Linked DNA regions of Homo sapiens: region 1 is linked to region 2. Evidence: read pairs that join two places in POLR2A ChIA-PET (ENCODE). Cell type or tissue: GM12878. All regions are shown on one strand. Each heading gives the region's core, and the rest is flanking DNA. Links, peaks and the distances in the headings are about the cores only.

Region 1 (9,883 bases), core at 2,668-5,167, 66 kb after region 2:
AAACCTGGGTGCCCACTTCTCATTTCAGAGAGGGTACACGGAGCTCCAATGCCTTCTGGGACATCCCAAGGAAAGCCCTTATGTCAGCCCCTGCCAGCCCAGCCTCCAGGGGCCCAGAACAGCTTTCCCACCCCCTGGAGAGGACAGCTTACCCTCCACTTGCTCTTAGCAAAGTTCTTCTGGATCTGGAGGCTGACTGATGGGTAGATGTCCCGGTGGAGGGCTGTGTTTCCGTCAATCCTGTGGATGTAAGAGGGGACACCTGGCTACTGGGTGGCTATTTACACTCATCCAGGGAGTGGGCAGGGTGCCTGCAGGTCTAGGTGAGAGCTGGGTAGAGTGTGCAGAGGAAAGACAGCCCACAGCAGGAAAGGGCTGCAAGCAGGTCTCCTCTGTGCCCCTGGGCAAGTAAGAGTCGGCTTTAGCTTTGGCAAAATCAAAAACTTTTAGAGCAAGGTCAACAAGCTATAGCCTATAGGCCAAATCGACCTATTGCCTGTTTTTGTAAATAAGGTTTTATGGGGACACAGTGGTGCCCATTAATTCAGGTATTGTCTGTGGCTCCTTTTGCACTGTGACAGCAGGGTTGAGTAGTTGCCATAAAGACAGTATGGCCAGGAAAGCCTAAAATATTTACTATCTGATGCTTTATAGAAAAAGTTTATTGGACCCAGCATCACAGGGCACTGGGGTAGTCACCATCCTTTAGCTCAAAACCTTGCCTAGAACCCACCTCCTCCTGGAAGCCTTCCTCAGTAAGGCCGTCTGGTACAGGCTGCCCCTTTCCTATCCCCTTAGCCTCTTATTCACTGGTCTCTAAGTGTTCCTCAGACACTTGCTGTGTGCATAGTACTGTGCCAACTACTAATAGACCTCGAGAAGTAAGAGACATGGGCCCTGACCCCTAGGAGCCTACAGTCTAGATGTCGGGTGTTGTTCATGCTATGGACTGCAGTAATACATGGTAAGCCGTGTGATTAATAAAGAGAACTGGGGAGATTGGGTTGGGCTGCAGGGGTCAGGGGCTTCAGGGAAGGGCAGAGACTGATCTGGATCCTGAAAGATGCTACATACAGGGCAAGAGGCAGGACATTGTAGGTAGTGGGAATGATCTGATCCAAGGTGTAGTTAAGACAGAGCTTGGTATGTGGGGTGAGACAGATATAGCTCCCAGGCCTATCTGGACAGAGGAGGTATGCTGGCAATCCTGGGAAAAGAGGCTGGAGATAAAGGGTCAGGCCATATTAGGGAAACTGGAAAGACAAAGGAATCCAGGCTTGCTGGGGTATGAAGTGGGGAGCTATTGTAAATTGAGTTGGGAAGTAACATGAAAAAATATTTTAAGATTTTCTTTTTCCTATTTTGCCAATCGGTTGCTTTGCAGTTGTTCTTAAATCACTTCACCTGGAACAGTTATTGATCCCTGAGTAAAACAAAGCTCTAAAGGACAGGACAGAGTTGCCCATTCCTGGCACTTCTTGAATAACTAGTACTGAACATTGCACCCTATCCCAGTGCTGAATGACAGCGCTCGGCTGCACCTGCCTCCTGCACTTGACCAGACAACCCAGCTGCTACCCTTGCATTAGAACCTGCTCCACTGTATAATGTTTGAATCTCTACCTGGGCCTGATGAACAATGGCATGGTCCTTGCTTGTCACATCATTAAATGGATCAGGACAAGCAGATTCCAGGGAAATGCAATATGAATGAGTCAGCATGGTTTTGGGAACTACAGGGCTGGGGTCTAGAGTCCACTCCATGTCTCACTCACCAGGGATGACTCAAGGCCTTCTCACAGGTGTACCGCTCGTTCGGATCCTTCTCAAGCAAGTGGCAAATAAAGTCCTTGGCTAAGGGGAGTAATCAAAGACACGACGACTAAGGACCAGATTTCATGACTGATGGAAATTCACTTCCGGGCTGGTGGGTGGCAGTGAATGCATCTTTAGCTGATCTTCCAAAGAGGCAATTTTAAGAGTCTTAGAAGAGGAAAAAAAATCCAAACCACCTAACAACAACCCACCATAAACCACCAAAGAAGGGAAGCTCCAAGCCGCCTCACCCACACAGCACTGCAGAAGCGTCACTAGTCACAAGGCCCCCATGTGCCTGCACATCACATGTGCATGTGTTTGCACTGAAACAGGGGCCAGCGCTGGCACATGGGCACGCATGTGAGTGCTGGATTGTTCCAGCTCTGATTTCCACTTAACAGGTCCAACAATCACGTAATGATCATCTTCTCTCACACATAGACATTGCATGCTCTTTCTTGATATCTAACCCCTTAGTTTTGCTGCTCTTGTCTGGAACTCTCCCCTCACCACCTGGCTCTGCCCTCCTGGCCCATCTTCTAAACTGCCCCCCCATCTCCTTTTCAGGCATACTGTGGTTCTGCCTCCAGAAAAACAAAAGCATAGCTCTTAGATGTAAATAATTTATCGGGTCTTTGAAGCAGACGAAGATTTCTCCACTTTCCTTGGCAGCCTGTTCTGTAAGATCCCCAGGGACTTTGAAGAGCCGGGACTGTCATCCTTTGTTAAGCTCATTTCTCTTGGCAGCCTCTACCTTGAGCCTGTTATCTCTCCTTCATGCCTACTGGCCTTACCTGACTCAGAAATGTCATCCCAGAATGGAGACTCAAACTCATAGTAGCCCTCCTTGATCTTCTCGAAAAGCTTAGACTCCGTTTCTTCATAGAATGGGGGGTATCCACAGAGCCTGCAGCAGGACAGGAAGGAGGCATACTACTGAACAAACCTGTCCTCCCTGAGCCAGCCTCTCTGCTCCCCCAAGCTCCCACTGTATACACAGGTGGGCACTGAAGGTCCCAGAACAGTGGTGTGACCAGGACGCAGATCTGCCTCAAATTCCAGAATGGTACAGGTCCCGTAAAGTGTTTATGCAAGTGCCAAGCCTTGGCACAGTCATCCCTAGAAGGTCCCTGTGTACATTATGCCCTCCAACCCTTGCCACCTCTCCTTATACTTTCCCTGACTTATGAATGCTATATAAAATATGTTTAAGAAAGTTGGTAGACTGTCTACTTGAATGTAAGCTTGATGAAGGATTTATTTAGGCTGTGTTGTTCACTGCGGGATTCTTTAGAACCTAGCACAGGGATAGATGCAGAGTAGATAGGCAGTGAATATTGGTTGGGTAAATAAATGAGAGTACTTATTCAACATAAATGGAGGAGATAATTGAAACCAGGTTATTTTCCTAAGAGCAAAGTTTGCTATAGGTGAGGAGGGATGGTGGGGAAGAGGTGATGGGCAGGTTAGGAAAGGGAGAGCTTGGGAATGTGTGGAGAGGAGCGAAAAGGAAAGGCCCTGACCAGCTTTATCCAGGCCACAGTTTTGCCTTGGGAAAGCTGAGATGTAGGAACAGAGGGTCCACCTGGCTTCCAAGCCTGGCTTGGCCTCTCTCTTTTTCACTGTTCATTCCACTGAGTGGGATGCAACACATTTATAGGCAGTAAAAGGGGCAGGGGTGCAAGAGGAGGGAGTGCCAGGTGGCTGTGCAGTGGATTCACGCTGAGCTCTGTTTTAAAACTTGGTGGAGGTGAAGAGAGAGGAAGCTTTTAAGCTGTGTGTACATGTATGTGTGTGTGTGTGTGTGTGTGTGTACCCGTGTGCCCCTGTGCCTGTGTCTGTTTGTGCACATGCACGTGCTTGGAGGAGGAGCTGAGACAGGGGAGGGAACGAGAAGGGGTAAGCAGGCTCCGAGACTTCTCATCAGCTGAACCCAGGCCAGCGTCTACTCACAATATGTAGGTGATGACGCCGATGGACCAGCAATCCACAGCCTTGCTGTAGGGTTTCTGGGCCAGCACTTCTGGAGCTGCAGCAGACCAAGGGCAGAGTCAGGGCTGGTGGCAAGAGGAGAGGGCTTTGGGGTGGGAGCTGAAGGCCAGGCTTAGAGAAGAGGTCTGGGGAAGACTGTGGGATGGTGGGGTTTCTAGGAGACTGAAAACTCCCTAAGGGTAGGGGCTGTGTCTCTTCTGGGAAGACTAAATCTTCCTGAAAAGAGAGACTGTGACTTCTGCATTAGTTTGTGAGTTTCCCCATGACAGGGTCGATGACTCACCTGTTGGACTGGGGATCTCCAGGGCTATGTCTCCCTGATTACACTGAGTATTCTCTGAAGGCAGGGCCTGTCTCCCCACTCAGATAGGGGATTCCCAGGGCAAGTGTGATCTCTCTCCCTTCAGACTGGGAGATCTTCAGTGTAGGACTGTCTCTCCTCCACTAGACTGGGAGCCTCTGGGAGGCAGAGACTGAGTCACCCCCATTAGATTAGGAGCTCCCAGAGCAAAGGCAGTATGTCTCCCATCAGACTGTGGGTACCTTCTGAGGGGAGGCATTTAGTCTGTCCCATCAGATAGAGAGCTTTCAGAGGGCATGAGCCATGACTTCCTCTGATTAGGAGCCCTGTGGGGTGTAGAGAGCTGCCTTCTGTATTTCTTGCAGCTACCAGAGCTTTGTACCTGGTGGGACTCAATACCTACTGAGGAGTGAATGACCTGCCTTTCTGGGAGGGTAGATTCCCTCTCTTGAGTCAGAGCTCTGCTTCCCATTACCCAACTGCAAACAGGTGACGACTGGTGAAGTGGGAAGGGACAGGAGCGGATGCTCTGAGTTTCAACTTTGTCTCCTGTAGATCCCAGGAATACTCTTCCAGGTGCCCTGCCTGCTCTCACTCTTTTTGGGGGCCCTGGAAACCTACAGGGATGTTCAAGCAGGAAGCTCCACCTTTGCCAATTTCCCAGAGTGCTTCCTTGGGTGGACATTTAGGAGCCCATTTCTGGGTTCCTCAGGCCCAAATTCAATATCCTGTGCTTCCAGGCTCCCAAGAACTGGGGGCTAATGTCTCCTTCAGAGTGGGAGAAAGGAGTAGGGTTGGTGCTCAACCCCTCAGCTCTCTGCTGATCTCTGGGTTTGTGATCTTGTCTGCCCCTGGTCCAGCTGGAAAGACAAAGGCTGGAAGTCTATCCGCAGAAATGAGAGCCAAAGCATAGGCAGGGACTCTGGAGGGCTCAGGGGTAGGCGGTCTTTAAAAATGTAGAATTTGGGAGCAGTAGAGATAGATCCTGAGACGGATGAATTGGCTGGCCCTAAACTTTATAAGTGGATGTCCTACCAGGATAGCCCCTGAAGTTGAACCCTATGTTCTCAGAATCACCCCTTTCTATGAATGATAGGCATGTGGTTGAATGTAGCCAACTGGTCAACCTTCCTCCTGCTCCCAGACTTACCCACGTAGCCTGGGGTCCCACAGGCAGTGGACATGATGCCATTCTGTTCCATCTTGGACAGACCAAAGTCAGTGATCATGATCTTAGAGTTCTCTTCAGGGGTAAGGTAAAGCAGGTTTTCGGGCTGTAGGAGAAAAAATATGTAGTGTAGGATATAACCACCTGAAGCAAGTATTTTCCTTCCCCTTGATACAAAATTTCACAGGAAGATGAGCCCTGGGCTCCTGACTTCAAGGCCAGCTCATCCTCCCCCATTCTTCCCTTCTTCCTCCTACCTGCACCCTCACACCTGCACCCCAGTAGTCTGCACCTTGCTTATGGCTCTGACTTTGCTCGGTCTTGTAAACATTAATATACTCACCCTTTCCTTCCCTCACTTCCAACTACCCTGTTTGTGTTTTGAGAGAACCAATCTTTGGTTAATGGTGTCTGATCTCTCCAGAGTCCAGTGCAAGGCCTAGTACAATGTAGGCCCTCAGTAAATATTTTGTTGCATTGGGTTTTGACTGTGGCTGGATGTAAGAAATGTGTGTATTATTTTGGTATTGAAATAGGGTAAGGCATAGTGAAAGTTTCAGGAAAAATTGAGGTGCAAATTAGTAACCATTGTTCACTCATCCAAGGTCTGTTTAAGGAATCTAAGGGCAGAAGGGGCCTTGGGAGTCACTAGTCCAACCCTCTTACTTTATGGAGCTTAGATGTCCCATGACCCATGCAGCTTCCTTAAGGGTCATTATCTGTTTCCCACCCAGGACTCCCGCCTTGACACCTTTAAGTCTCTGTGGACGATGCCATTCTCATGTAGGTATTTCACTGCCGACAAGACCTGCTGGATCACCAGACTGGCATCCTTCTCTGTGTAGACACCCCGCTCCAGGATCCGGTCAAAGAGCTCCCCACCAGAAACACTGTGGGCATAGGATCAAGACAGGAATTCAGTTCTCATTTCACTCAAAGTAATGAGAAGGTGTTTGCTTTGAAGCCTTGGGGGACACAGCTGCAGTGGAACAGGCAGGCCCCCATGAACTGTGATTGAAGGGCTGCCAGCAGACTACTCCAGTCTCAGAACACCCACTCTGGGTACCTGGAGTGATATCACTAGGCAGTCATCTCTTTGGGCCAAGCATTGACCTCTCTCTCTGAAAATTTCCTTTAAAATGTAAATGCTTCTGGTTGGGGCTGCACAAGAAGCCAATAATCCCTTAGTGTGGACACACTTCTTAGCCACCTTCCTTCCTGGCCTATGACACAGGAAGCCATGATGAAAGAGAGAGGTAACACAGAAATTAAGCAAAGTAGGAAAGAGAAGGCATGCAAGTGAGACTAACCGTACTTATATCAAGATTTCTCTTCTCATTTTGGGAAATTGGGCTTCATAAAGCTGGAATTACAGGTAGGGCTTTAGGGGTGCTTTGAGACTCAAATGGTAGAGTATCTTAGGACCCAGGGGAGCTTAAAGATCAAGTCTGACTTCTATCTCATGAATACCATCTACTCTATTTTTGCCTAGAAGTTTTCTAGTGAGTACTAGAACACATAAGTGTCAGAGAACACTCTTCCTCCTAAGACAGAGTGTTTTTTGGAATATTCCTAATGTTTCTGCACATTATGTTGAAACCTGATGCCCTGTCATTTCTACCAGTGCTACCAATTCCACCCATCGGGACTGCACAGAACAAGAATAACAGCCTTTCCTGTGCACCTTTCAAGTATACAAAGATAGTGAAATGCTCTCCGGAGGGCTTGCCTTCTCTGAGATAAGCATTCCCAGACTATTTCAACCGTGAGCCAGGGGTTCCAGTCCTCTCACCCTCCTAGTCCCCCTTACCACTGTCCCATGACATTAGATGTGGCCATCCATGCCCAACTAGTGATGAGGGAAAAGAATTTCTCCGATCAAAATTTACCTCATCCTGCTCTTTGGCTTTTGGTCTTTAGGCTTTGGGCGCTCCTATAGTAGCTGAAGGCCTGTAGGAAATACACTCTTTGTACAGAGCTATGAATTCTTAACCCTGAGGGGCCTGAGTCCTGGAGCTATGCTCTGAGGAGGCTTAGTGTCTCCTCAGGGACATCCAACTCTTCCCATCTCCTTGCCTCCCTGCCTTCTGAATTACTGTGTGCTAATCCTGTTGGCTTGGCCTCATTGTAGTGCCTGATGGTCCCTGATCACTTGTTAGTGCCACTAGGGGCCCTTTCCACCTCACTCCCTTGACTGCCTGCTACCTCTCTTTAGAGGTCCTCAGATAAGCCCCCAGTTAATCAGGTGCTTAGGCCTGAGTTATCTCGTTAAAGTTTCTTAGTAATCAGCCCATCAGCCAAAAACCACGTTGTGTCCAGCCACGCTGAGATTGCAGAGTGGTGTGTGAGTGCGTGTATGTCTGTGCATGTGCAAGTGTGTGTATTTGTGTGTGTGTGTGTACTTTATAAACAGAAGTGTCTTTGAGCCCAATGCTGAGCCCTTATGAACACTGACCAACCTCTACAGCAGTTGCTGTCAGGCAGAGCTGTTGTTTGGATGCAGCAATGACGCAGAGACCTTGCTAATGAAGCACCACTTCTGTCCTACAGATGGACACATACAATCACAGCCTGTCTTTAACTTTGGGTGACTCTGTTTTGGGAAAATCTTTCTTTATATTGAAATATATCTACCTGTGGCTTCTGCTCCTACAGTAATTTTATGCTGGAGTGATGTTAAAACATTTACTATCCAATTTGATTAACATGTATTGGTCCAAAAGGACTGAAGCCACAGTGCCAGAAAAGGGTTCTGGTGACTCCTTGTTAGTCTGGCATTACCCCTTCGGTCGTTTGGTTGCAAGGGGCGAGGAGGGGTGGGGCAGCAGAAGGACATGGATGGGTTGGGGTCGCAGCTATTTGCTGACTGGTAGGAAATATTCTAACCACTGATAGGGTTGTCCTGGTGCAAAGGAGCTTAATAATCAGCCCAGGTTTACCCTGTGGCCCACATAGAACCTGCCCATGACCAGAGGCACACTCAGTCTAAAAGGACCCTTGGCATTTCTGAGCCTCCTGAATGAAGTCTTCATTTTTGTCTTTGAATTGCTGTCCATCCCTCACCAGCGACCAACCTCCTGTAGGCCTCCCAGGCCCCACCAGGCCTCTGTGAAGGAAGCAAGTCACCTTTTACTTACAGCTGCATGACCAGGTAGTAGTGGGTGGTGCTCTCATAGATGTCCTCCAGGGTCACAATGTTTTCATGCTTGATCCTGGGAAAAATAAAGTGCATGATGAAAGGTATGTGGTTCAGGTTGTACAGACAAATAATGCAGACCTAGCCCAAAAGTTTCTGTTGGAGGCTTTTGATGGCAATGTTTAGGAAGACTAGGTCTCTGTGAAGCCTTCATAATAAGTAGACTGTCACAAATTAATCCCAGAGAAAAGATTCCTGTGGAGGTGCTCGGTCCGTGTTTACTGAATGAATAATTGATCATCCTTCCTTCAGGAAACAAACACTTCCTTGTTATGCCAGGAATCTCTTTAAACTTTACTAAAAGAGACAGTTAGAAGAATGGAGGAAGGCTAAGGGAGTACCCAACACTAGGTTATTCTACAAAGTAGGTATTCAGATGTTAGAAATATTGCACTTAAAAAGTACAGGTTGAGTATCCCATATCTAAAATGTTTGAGACTAGAAGAGTTTTTGGAATATTTGCATATACATAATGATATACCTTAGAGATGGGACCCAAGTCTAAACATGAAGTTCATTTATGTCTCATGTGTACCTTATACACATAGCTGGTAGGTAATTTTACATAATATTTAAAAAATAATTTTGTGCATGAAATAAAGCTTTGAATACATTTTGACTGTGACCTGTCACATGAGGTCAGCTGTGGAATTTTCTATTTGTGGCATCCTGTCAATGCTAAAAATGTTTCTGATTTTGGAGCATTTTGGATTTTAGATTAGGAATGCTCAACCTGTATACAATGGGAGGGATTCAGGTGAGCTGAGCCTCCTCATGGATAACCACGGAGGAAGTGTTGAAAAATTAGTGTTCCAAGATATTGCGAGAAGCAAGGTAGATGCTTATTTTTAGGGTTAGTTCTGTGGGATGACTTAGATGGTGATTCTCAACCAGGGACTATTTTGCCTCTCAGGGAACATTTGGCAATATCTTGAGACATGTTTGATTGTCACGACTAGGGCAGGGGAAGGTGCTGCTGGCATCTAGTGGGTAGAGGCGGAAATGCTGCTAAACATCCAACACTGCACAGTACAGCCCCCAGCACCACAAATAATTATCTGTTTCAAAATGTCGACAGCATCATGGTGGAGAAGTCCAGCCCTACATTACCCTTGTTTGGGGTTACTCAGAGACTGAGTCAAGCAGAATAATCATATTAGCAGAGGGGCTCGGCTTGCCAGGCAGCAATGCTGTGCCTGCCTGTAAAGGAGGAAATTCTCTAGGAAGTTTACTCCTGGCTGTGCAGCACAGGGGTTAAGGACTTAGGCTCAGAGTCAGTCAGGCCTGGGTTCAGATCTAGCTCAGGCAATTAGATAACTTCAGCTGGCTTATTCCAGTTTTCAAATCTTTACTTTCCTTGTCTGAAAAGTATGTGTCTCTTATAGAATTGTATCAGGATAAAAGGAGA
Region 2 (9,883 bases), core at 2,492-4,991:
GCATCAAGGCCATGCCTCTGGCTCCTGGCTACTTCTTTAAAGTTTAAAATTTGTTTTGCTGAGCCCTATAGAGTCACTGAATTAGCTATTACTACAGATGAAGCTCTGTACACTGGAGGAGGAGGACTCAGATATGTAACAACCGGTTTTTTTCTCTTTCTAGCCCAGAGTTTCTTACTATGATCTGGATTCGTGGGGAGGAAGGCTGGGTAGAGCTAGACTCATCATCTGCTTTGGTGTTCTTGGGAGCTTATCTCTTTTCCTGCCAGGTAGATAGTTTTTCCTTTCTTTCCTTCCCTTCACCTCCAGACCTCCCTCCTTCATTTTCTTTCCTTCTCTCTGTCTGTCTGTCTAAAATATAGTTGGGAAGAAAAAGGTATCAGCCATGGGAACCTCTGGTGCACAGGTGTAAGGAACAAAGAGCTTTTCTGCCTTAGAATTAATCAGTTATCTCCTACTCACTGTAGCTCAGAAGTTGATCTACCTTTTGATGTTAAAATGCTAAATCTCACGGAAGTTATAAAATTTTCTCTCTTCCCACCCCTAACAAGAAGGAAAAACAAGTCCTCAACAGACTTATATGCATGTAGTAACTTATTACACAGTTCCTAGGTGTGAAGCAAGTGTCTGACCCTCAGGAAGCTGCTCCCTCTGCAGTGCTCAGGTAAGAACCCATCACCATCGCCCACCTGCTCACCCTCCCTGCTTCCCACCCCAGGACACCACACCTCTCAGGAATTACATGAGATATGGTATAAAAAGTTTTTTTATTTCAAAATGCAAAATGGTGGTCATTGTAATAATTAATAATAATAACATAAAAAGCATTTATCCTTCCTCCCTAGTGCAAAATGGTAGACGCATTTAGATAATTCACACAGTGTTGGAAATGTCATGACAATGCAGTGCTGCACAGCAGCAAAACTCAATCCCAAACTCCTTTGGTGGATGCTTGTGGTAGGTCAGTTCTAGATGTCAGCGGTTTCTCTGAAGTTAAGTCCAAATAAAAAACAGCACGTGCTCCTGCACTCTCCCAGCGGAGTCAGGCTCCTGTGCGCGCGCCCCCTCTGTCTCTCCATTCCTCTCTCGGTCTGTCTCTGTCTACTGCGTCTCCCTCCCACTCCGCTGGTCTCCCACAGTTCCTAGGAGGCGTGCTGCCGGTTGGACAGGGCCCGGCCGCCGAGGACCGTGTCCTGCTGCTTGCCTTTCTCCTGCAGGGCTTGCTTCTGGAGAGCCTGTCGCTCCAGGGCGGCCTGCAGCTCCGCCACGGCTGCCTCCTGGTCCCGCAGACGTCTGGCGGCCGTGAAGGGGCTGCACACAGTCTCCATCAGGCCGAGCACCACGCCGAAGAGGGCCAGCACGCTGCCCAGCACGTACAGCTTCACCATCTTCCCCTTGCGCTTCTGGGCCATCATCTCCTTGGCCAGGGGGATCAGCTCCTGGACCGTTTCCATCTCGGCTCTGGGCTCTCGGAGGCGGGAATGACCTGCAGGAGGAGCAGCAGGAGAGGGGCTTCAGCCACCAAAGAACGGCTCCCACCACCCCGCACCCAGCTAATCTTGGGGAGGGCTCATAGAAAGGCGGACTACCTTAGTGGCACGGCGCGAGCAGGAGGCAGCGCGAGCTGCAGTTGGCAGCGGTCAGCGCGTCCGTTGGTCCGACCGACCTCAGCGTTCTCCTCCTCTCGGCAGCTGCAGCTCTCCCAGTTGGAGACTCCGCCGCTGGCACCGCTTTAGCGTCCGGGGGCCGCTTATATCTTTTCTCTGAGACACGCCTCCTGGGCTCTCCGGCCCAGGCCAGCGCGGTCAGAGCCAGGGGAACTCGGAGGGGGAGGAAGAAGAGGAGGGGAAAAGGAGGGGGTGGAACCCGGCTGGGACCTGGCAGGAGGTGGCCACGCGCTGAGCACGCTCCGACTGTGTGAGCTAGGGGGCCCGGCGCGGGTGCCATCGCAGCGGGGCGCGTGGGAAGGCCAGTGTGCACGCGAAGGTCCCACTCCAGGCGAGCGCAGGGGAGGACCCGGAGCCCAGGGAGGTGTCCGCGGACATCTCTGACATGGCGGCAACCTTCTTACTGGTGTCAGCGGGTGCACAGCTTCCCTTGTCCAGGACAGCCTGACATTATAAATAATGAGGGAATTTGGGGGTTCCATCTAAAGAAGAAAGCTTTCATTTTTATTCGGAAGGGTTGTCACCTTCCCACGTGTGTGGCAATGGATCAGAGAGGAGAAGGCAAGGGGGAAGGATCTGGGTAACAGGACAGAACAGGTTACGCTTGGATAAAGCAATATGTGCTAATATTGTTTCTTTCCTGCCTGGTTGGTTTTATTTAGAGGTACATGCATGTATAACTAGAGTCAGTTGATAGAAAACTATTCATTGATGGTGCTTTTATGCACAGAGGTGTGTGTGTGTGTGTGTGTGTGTGTGTGAGAGAGAGAGAGAGAGAGAGAGAGAGAGAGAAAGAGAGAGAGATTAGTCTCTTTGCCTGCGAGCTGTTTCCTTATGTACTTCCGTGTATCAGGGAAGAGCCTTCAAATTCAAATTGTTCTCACTTCCACTTGAGAAGTGGAGTTGGGAGCTTGGGGGTAGGGGGTCAAGTATGGAAGGGGCTGTTGGTAGAAGTTCATCTGCCATTTTAGAATGGAAGTATTTCATGCTCTCCTCAATAATTCTCTGCCACCCTCCTGGGTTTGGGGGTACAACTTCACTGCTCCAGCTCAACTTCAGCTTTGAAGCAGTTTGTGGGCAGAAGGGCGTGTAGTAGACAGCTTAGGTAAGAATCCAGAGTGTGAGTACTCTTGGACGTGTGAAGATGTAGGATTGATTTTGACCAGGGTTAGCTGTAATCACCTGGGGCTGAGGGAGCGTTCTAGTTTGGCTTTGGTTATGGATATGCTAGAGTTAGCAAACTTGGGGAAAAAGAGAGGCAAATTGGCCAAAGGGTTAGCAAACTTGGGGAAAAGGAGAGGCAAATTGGCCAAAGGCCTTTAAGCAGAGAAAGGGAGGGGGCAGGGGAAAGAAGGGGAAATCAAACTGGCCAGAAAATTGCAAAGGTCAGTGATGCAATCTTGCAACAGCCTTTGCAGTCGGTCGGACTGAGCCCTGAAGGGCGGGTCGGGGGAAAAGGCTGTCTCAGGGATCAAATATTTTAGTTTTTGAATTGTTAACAGTAATCTTTCTTTGGGGGTCTGAAGCAATTTCTCAGATGATTCAGTTTAAAAAGGCAGCAATAACAACTACCCTTTGCCTTGACTATTAATAGTTCAGGCAAGGGCTTGTGTGTGGAGAATGGTCAAGGTTATCTAAATAGCTTATTTGAAATTCTATGTTTTAGAATTTAGTCTGAGTGAAGGTGACCAGGGGCCAAATAGAATTGATTATTCCTGGAGGACTGTGTTTCCTGCTTATTGTTCTTTTAACCTTGTCAGGCAGGAAAATTCTGTAACAAGGGTTCCTGCCAAGTTTAATATCAGTCTTGGCATTTTCTTTGAATCTTCCTTATAGTTTCAGAGCAACCTCTGATAACTGGCAGAAATGATTAGTGAGCTTTCCCAATATCTGTGAGGGTTCCAAACCCATTGACTTCTGGAAGAGCATGTGATGTGTGCCCTGATATAAGGGCTGTCACGTGGTTTCCATTCTGAAGGTGAGTCAGCCTAGCTTGGGACCCAAAATTCTGAAATTGACTGGTCCAGTAAGCATTTCCTGTGTTTCTGTAACTCAGAGACGCAAACCACACGTCTTCCTAGGTCAGAAGGCTGTAATTTACCTGGGGTTCCCCTTTCCTGTGATTTGCTGTGTTAGTGCACATCACCAGCTCAGTTCCTTTTTTTGATAATTTGACTTTGACCTCCAGGTTCCAGCAGCTATATTGGTAAGAGCTGGACAGAGGAGGGGCAGCAAGTGCCATGGACGGAGGTCACTGGTAGACTTGATCTTCCTAGTTTAGGTGGTAGCTGGGGCTGAGCAGGAGATGATGGGAGTAGAAGGCTAAGGAATCCAGTGTTAACTCATGTCTAGGAATTTCTGAGTGCAGCTCCTCTGTCTGGGTGGGAAAAGAGAACCTGGCTCCTAGGGTAGAAGGTGACTAGGTAGGGCTTGGAAACTAAACATATATTTTAGTGGGGCTGATGTCATTTTTAGGGAAGTAAAGCACTGTGTTGTGTCATGCATGCAGGTAAGATACAGGTTATAGCGATGATGGTCAAACCAAGCCATAGGGTGACCAACCATCTTATTTTGCTCAGGGTTGAGGGGTTCTCTGAAATGCAGGACTCCTGCTAAAACTGAGCACTAAAACTGAGATACTTCCAGGCAAACTGAAACACTTCCAGGCAAACTGAAATAGTCATCCTACCCTTGAGTCTATCTCAACATTTAACTCTTGCCACTTCTAGGAAGGTAGGAAGGACTAGTTTAAAATTTTTATATTTTGCTTTCTAAATCCCTTTCTCTCAGACATTAAGACATTCAGAGCCATCTGCAGAGGGTAAAGTCACAAAGGGGTGCATGTGTTTCAAGGGTTAAGTGCAGAGGAGGGATAGAACTGTCCCTACCCCTCTGCCTTGGGGATTGAAGACACAGGGGAAAGAGGTCTTTTGGATGGTTAGTTGTAAATGAGCTTCAATAATAATTGTTATTGTTACAATTATTATAATATAATAATAACAATAATAATTATTATTTTGTTACCGGCTGCTTGCTGCCTACACAAAGTCACTGCCCACCCCTGGGGCTCCAGGCAGCTGAAGGGAGGGAGTCATCATAGGAGATATGACAAAACTATTTGTAGTTTTAAGACTACCGCACTAGAAATTTTTTTTAGACCCTTAGTTACTTTCATAGTTTTAGAAAGGAAGTTGCTTATCACTCGGATATCAGTGGAAGACACTGAAATTTATATGTGTAGCCACTGTCTCCTCTGGTCTTATAGACTAGAGTTCTAGAGTCTAAATATTTCTGTGTGGATACACTGCTATTATCACAGCTTGACACACTTAAAACAAGACTCCTTACCTTCTCTATACTCTTACAAGCTAAGTCTTCTTCTCAATATCCTTATTTCTAGCAGTGACATCTCCGTTTCATTTGTTCTCTGGGCTTGAAATATCATGGAAGTTATTTGGAGAGGCCTTCCCTGACTACTGCATCCCACCACTCTCCACCCAGTGCCCTACTTTCTTTTTCTTCATAGCACTTGGTTACCTGATTCTATGTGGATGTACTTAATGGTGTGGTTTTATATTGTCTTCCATGTGCGTTGGAGGATAGGCTTCATGAGGATAGGGACTTTGGTTTGCTCCTCACTGTGTCCCCAGTGCCCAGTATAATTCTTAGCACATAATAGGTCCTTAATGGGTAACTATGGGATTAATGAATGGCTTTTCCATGGACTGTGAAGCCTGGCAGGGAAGGGACTGTTTTTTGTTTGTTTGTTTGTTTGTTTTTGAATGCAGTCCAACTTTTAGTAGATGCTTAAAGAAGCATTCAGGTTTTTGAGGGGACAGTTTTTTTGCTTTTAATCCTTTCTCCTCTAATCCATCTTAAACACTACCACCAAATGAATCTTCCTAAAATTTAATTTTTTATTGTCAACTGCCTGTTTAAAGGCCAAGATCATTTCTCATTGCCCACATAATGGACTCCTGGATCCTGCATGTTGAATTTGCTTGATTTAGTATTCTTGGAATTCAGGCTCTCTATGGTCCGATCTTCTCCTGTTCTTCTCCCACAATAGCCCTTTGCTCCACAGAGAGGTTTCTTCACAGGCCAAGAAACAATTCATTCGCATTGCTGCTGCTTCATTTATTTTTGCTCACACAGTTGTTTCTACCTGAAATGCTGTCCTCTTTCTACTTTGTCTTCCTTTCTTCCTTGAGGTCAAGTTCAATTTCCTGTGCTCCAAGAAGCTACCACTGCCCATGGCAGCACACCTTGATCTCTCCTTTCTGTGAATTTCAGTTGCCTTTGGGGCTTGTACTCTACAGGCTGGCACTGGATGGATTACCGTTTTGTACAACTCTGTCATTGTTTCCTGTGGGCTTGCCTCAGCTCTGTGGAAGACAAAAGCTTTGTATCTTTCATGGTGTTAACATAGAATAGGAGGCTAATCAATATTAGTTACATTGACCTAAAAGTCAGTGCTGAGATAGAGAGGGCAAAGTGACCAGTTAAGGCTCTCTTGGGAAGTTATTTCAAGCACAGTAGCCTGTCCTTGGCTCAGAGCCTTGGTGTTGAAATTGCCCAAGACCTGGCAACTTGGCTTAGTTTCCTCCACTCTGGTCTCCTCACCTTTCACTTCCACTCCCAACTTAGTGTCTGACATTGTAGCCATTGGCTCACTCTGGGCACCCTCCAGCCTGCCCGTGGTACAAATCAAGGCAAAGGAACAGACTTTATAGGCATTCTGCTTTTGTCCTTCATAACTTTTGGTCAAGCAGAGCCACCAGCTGCTGGGGCATGCAGACTGTGCTGGAAGCCTTGAATAGCCATGGGTGGTGTGGTTAGAATTACCTGCACCCTGCTGCCTACATACCACTTCCAGATTAAACAATATACTTTACAAGTTTGAGTCAGCACAAGGAATTTTCCCCAAGCTCAAATGCCAATTGGTCTTAAGGGTATAGGGCTCTAAAGTCAAGCAAACCTGGGTTCCTCCAAATCCTGACTCCTCCATTTGCTAAGGCCTGACCTTGGGCAAGTGACTTAACTTCTATAACTTCTACTTCCGTATCTGTGAAGTGAGAGTTATGATAGCCCCTATTAAATGGGGTGTGGTGATGATGATAAGCCCCTATGAAACAGATATGATGAAGAGTGAATGAGATAGAGCTCTGTAAGGGACTTAGGCAGTTTCTGGCACAAATGAAGCAATCATTAAATGATGGCTGTTATTATTCAATTGTCTTTGCCTCTTGCTCTACGTCGGCAATTTCCATGATGCTTTATCCCAGCCCGGGACATTTGCATTCCTTAGGTGACATTTAGGTAGCTTCTAGTAAGGTCCAAAAATATTTGTTGAAGCCAGCCATGTACCTGACACTGTGTTAAGCATAGTTATAGGAAGCAGAATGTGTGATGGCTCACACCTGTAATCCCAGCACTTTGGGAGGACAAGACGGGCGGATCAGGAGGCTGGGAGATCAAGACCATCCTGGGCAACATGATGAAACCCTGTCTCTACTAAAAATACAAAAATTAGCCGGGTGTGGTGGCACATGCCTGTAATCCCAGTTACATGGGAGGCTGAAGCAGGAGAATCACTTGAACCCAGGAGGTGGAGGTTGCAGTGAGCCGAGATCATGCCTCTGTACTCCAGCCTGGTGACAGAGCAAGACTCTGTTTCAAAAAAAAAAAAAAAATGCAGAATACAAACTGCATTTGCCCTCAAGAAGCTTATAGTGAAGTAGAGGACACAGACTGTAAACGAGTTATTATTGTATATTGGGAAAGGCACCGTAATAGAAATTTATACCAGATGAACAAAAAGCACAGAATGAGACAGGTATTGATGCCCTTTGGGGAGGAGGTAGTCAAAGAAGGCCTAAGGGTAAATGATTCCTGAGAGGCTTGGGATGTTAAAGGATGGATGGTGTTCACCAGGTGGTTCTGGGACAGGGTGTTGTTCAGGGCATGGGGAGGCCTTGAATGAGATGGGACTGCATGTGAAAAGGGAGGATGAAAGATAAAGCATCACATGGTCCAAGAGAAGTTAGACAAGTTGGTGTTAAATCATAAAGGATGGATTTTGGGAAATGGCAGAAAATGAGCAGGAAGCAGTAAGTAGGAGCCAGATAATAAGCAGTTGTATCAATAATCACTTATTCATCCCATGCCTAGGAATTGCTGACCACTCCCTTCTAGAAACACATTTCTCCTTTGCTTCCACGATACCATATTCTGCTGGTTTTCCTCTTACCCTATTCTGGACAAAACTCAGGATCTTTATCTCAATTGTCCTCTTTATCTAACCTACAAATGTCAGCATTTCTCAGGACTCAGTCCTGGAGCCCCTTTTCTTATTCCACATGCTCTCTTCAGTGATTTAATTTACTGCCAGGGCTTCCATTGCTGCTTCTACACAGATGACCTACAAGTCTGAGCTCTAGACCTGTGTATCCCTCTACCTATTCTACATTTTGACTTGGATGTCTTGCAGGTATCAGAATTACTGTGTCTAAAGCCAAATTCAATATTTCTACCCCATAAACTTGTAACCATCTTTCTTAACCTAAGCTGCACCATTCACCTAGCAGCTCAGGTTTGAAGTCAAGGAGCCATCTTTTCCTCCTTGCTCTCCATCACCTCTCCAATGTGAAAAATCACCAAGACTTGTGGCTCACGTCTGTAATCCCAGCACTTTGGGAGGCTGAGGCGGGTGGATCACGAGGTCAGGAGATCAAGACCATCCTGGCTAACACAGTGAAACCCCATCTCTACTAAAAATACAAAAAATTAGCTGGGTTTGGTGGCGGGTGCCTGTAGTCCCAGCCACTCGAGAGGCTGAGGCAGGAGAATGGCGTGAACCCGGGAGGCGGAGCTTGCAGTGAGCCTAGATTGCACCACTGCACTCCAGCCTGGGGCGACAGAGCGAGAATCCGTCTCAAAAAAAAAAAAAAAAAAAATCACCAAGACTTATCATTCTACCTCTTAAACATCTGTTAATTCAATCTGCTTTCTATCTCCTCTGCCACCCTTCTAGTCTAAGATCTCATTGCCTCCCCCAGACCATTTAGTATGGCCTCACAGCTGGTCTCTCTGCCTCAGGTTTTGGCCACTCTACTCCACTTCAAGCCAGTGTAGTCTTTTTAAAAAGTGCAGACTTGGCCATGTCACTCTTCTCTTTCAAATCCTTCAGTGGTTAGCAAAAAGTTCGTGGAATAAAAAAAAAATAAAATCATTCAGTGGATCCCCACTTTGCCCTTTGGAATGCCCCAGATTCTTTGCATGGCATATAAGCCACCCACCATCCTGTCCTTGTCTGCTTTTCCAGCTTCATCCCATATCCCTCAACCCTCACTCTCTGGGTGCCAGTCACACTGTTCTGTTCCTTTGCAGACGCAGGTTCTTCCCCATGTAGTTCTTTCCATGTGGAGAGAGCACTTTCTTCATCCCCTGTGGTCTGGTGAACTCTTACTCATCCTCCAAGTGTCACTGTTCTCTCATTTCCTCAGGGAAGACCTTTCTTGTCACCTAGATAAGGCCAGTTCCCTTTGCTGCATGCTCCCATGGCCACCTCACTTTCCTTTTCATAACTCTGTTGTCTGTCCCCATTTCAGGGCTGCAGTTCTACTCAGGAGCGCTCTCTGTCTTGCTCAGTGCAGTGTTCTCAGAACTAGGGCAGTGCATAGTTCCTTTGAGGTGTTTGATACATAGCGACCAATCTATCTTCGACTGAACTATATCCTATAGGCAATGAGAGACACTGATACATTTTACACAGCAAAACACTACAAGATTGGCATTTTAAGTAGATCACTGTGGCAGAGTGCAGGATGGTTAAGGGAGGGGCAAAACTAGAGGCAGCTAGTGAGATGTCGTTACAGTAATTCAGGCAGGAGACCATGAAGAACTGGGCCAAAACAGAGGTAATGGGGAGAGAAAGAGACAGACTGAGTGATAAATCAGAAAACCTGGCAGACTTGTGCTGTGGAAGAGGAGTCACTTGGGGCTTGGGAGTCACTGGGGTGACTCCCAAGTGTGGGAATGAGAAGAGGAAGAACACCTCTGGTGAGAAAAATGAGTTCCATCTTGGATTTATTGAGTTTGGGCTGTTTATGGGACATGCAGGCAAAGATGTTCATCAGATAGTTGTATGTGAATCATGAATCAGGAGCTCTAGAGAAAGATTAGTTCTGAGGTCACTGCCCCTACTGTTGCAGCAA

The links. Peaks named below come from ENCODE experiments on the same cell type or tissue, not always from the same donor. Only the 100,000 strongest peaks of a DNase experiment are listed, where the experiment ranks them.
Region 1: POLR2A ChIA-PET joins it to region 2 with 16 read pairs; 4 of 35 experiments call an interaction of 5 or more read pairs at or near these places.

Annotation. Positions count from the first base shown.
Region 1 is chr1:209,601,822-209,611,704 of GRCh38, reverse strand. It overlaps CAMK1G (calcium/calmodulin dependent protein kinase IG), which reads right to left. Exons shown (of 13, transcript NM_020439.3): 4 at 8,417-8,491; 5 at 6,031-6,169; 6 at 5,262-5,385; 7 at 3,772-3,847; 8 at 2,613-2,725; 9 at 1,776-1,854; 10 at 153-240. Among named protein-coding and RNA genes, the nearest start is that of MIR4260, 17 kb to the left of the region's middle. RefSeq lists an enhancer at 1,372-2,571 and a silencer at 3,690-3,848. In GM12878, for the core only: no CTCF peak of the experiment used is centred there; a DNase peak (open chromatin) is centred at 4,174; H3K27ac peaks cover 519 bases.
Region 2 is chr1:209,667,256-209,677,138 of GRCh38, reverse strand. All of the region lies in intron 1 of HSD11B1-AS1 (HSD11B1 antisense RNA 1), which reads left to right. It overlaps G0S2 (G0/G1 switch 2), which reads right to left and starts at 1,727. Exons shown (of 2, transcript NM_015714.4): 1 at 1,590-1,727; 2 at 749-1,486. The coding sequence starts at 1,454. The coding sequence ends at 1,143. RefSeq lists enhancers at 767-1,615, 3,896-4,135. In GM12878, for the core only: no CTCF peak of the experiment used is centred there; a DNase peak (open chromatin) is centred at 3,738; H3K27ac peaks cover 237 bases.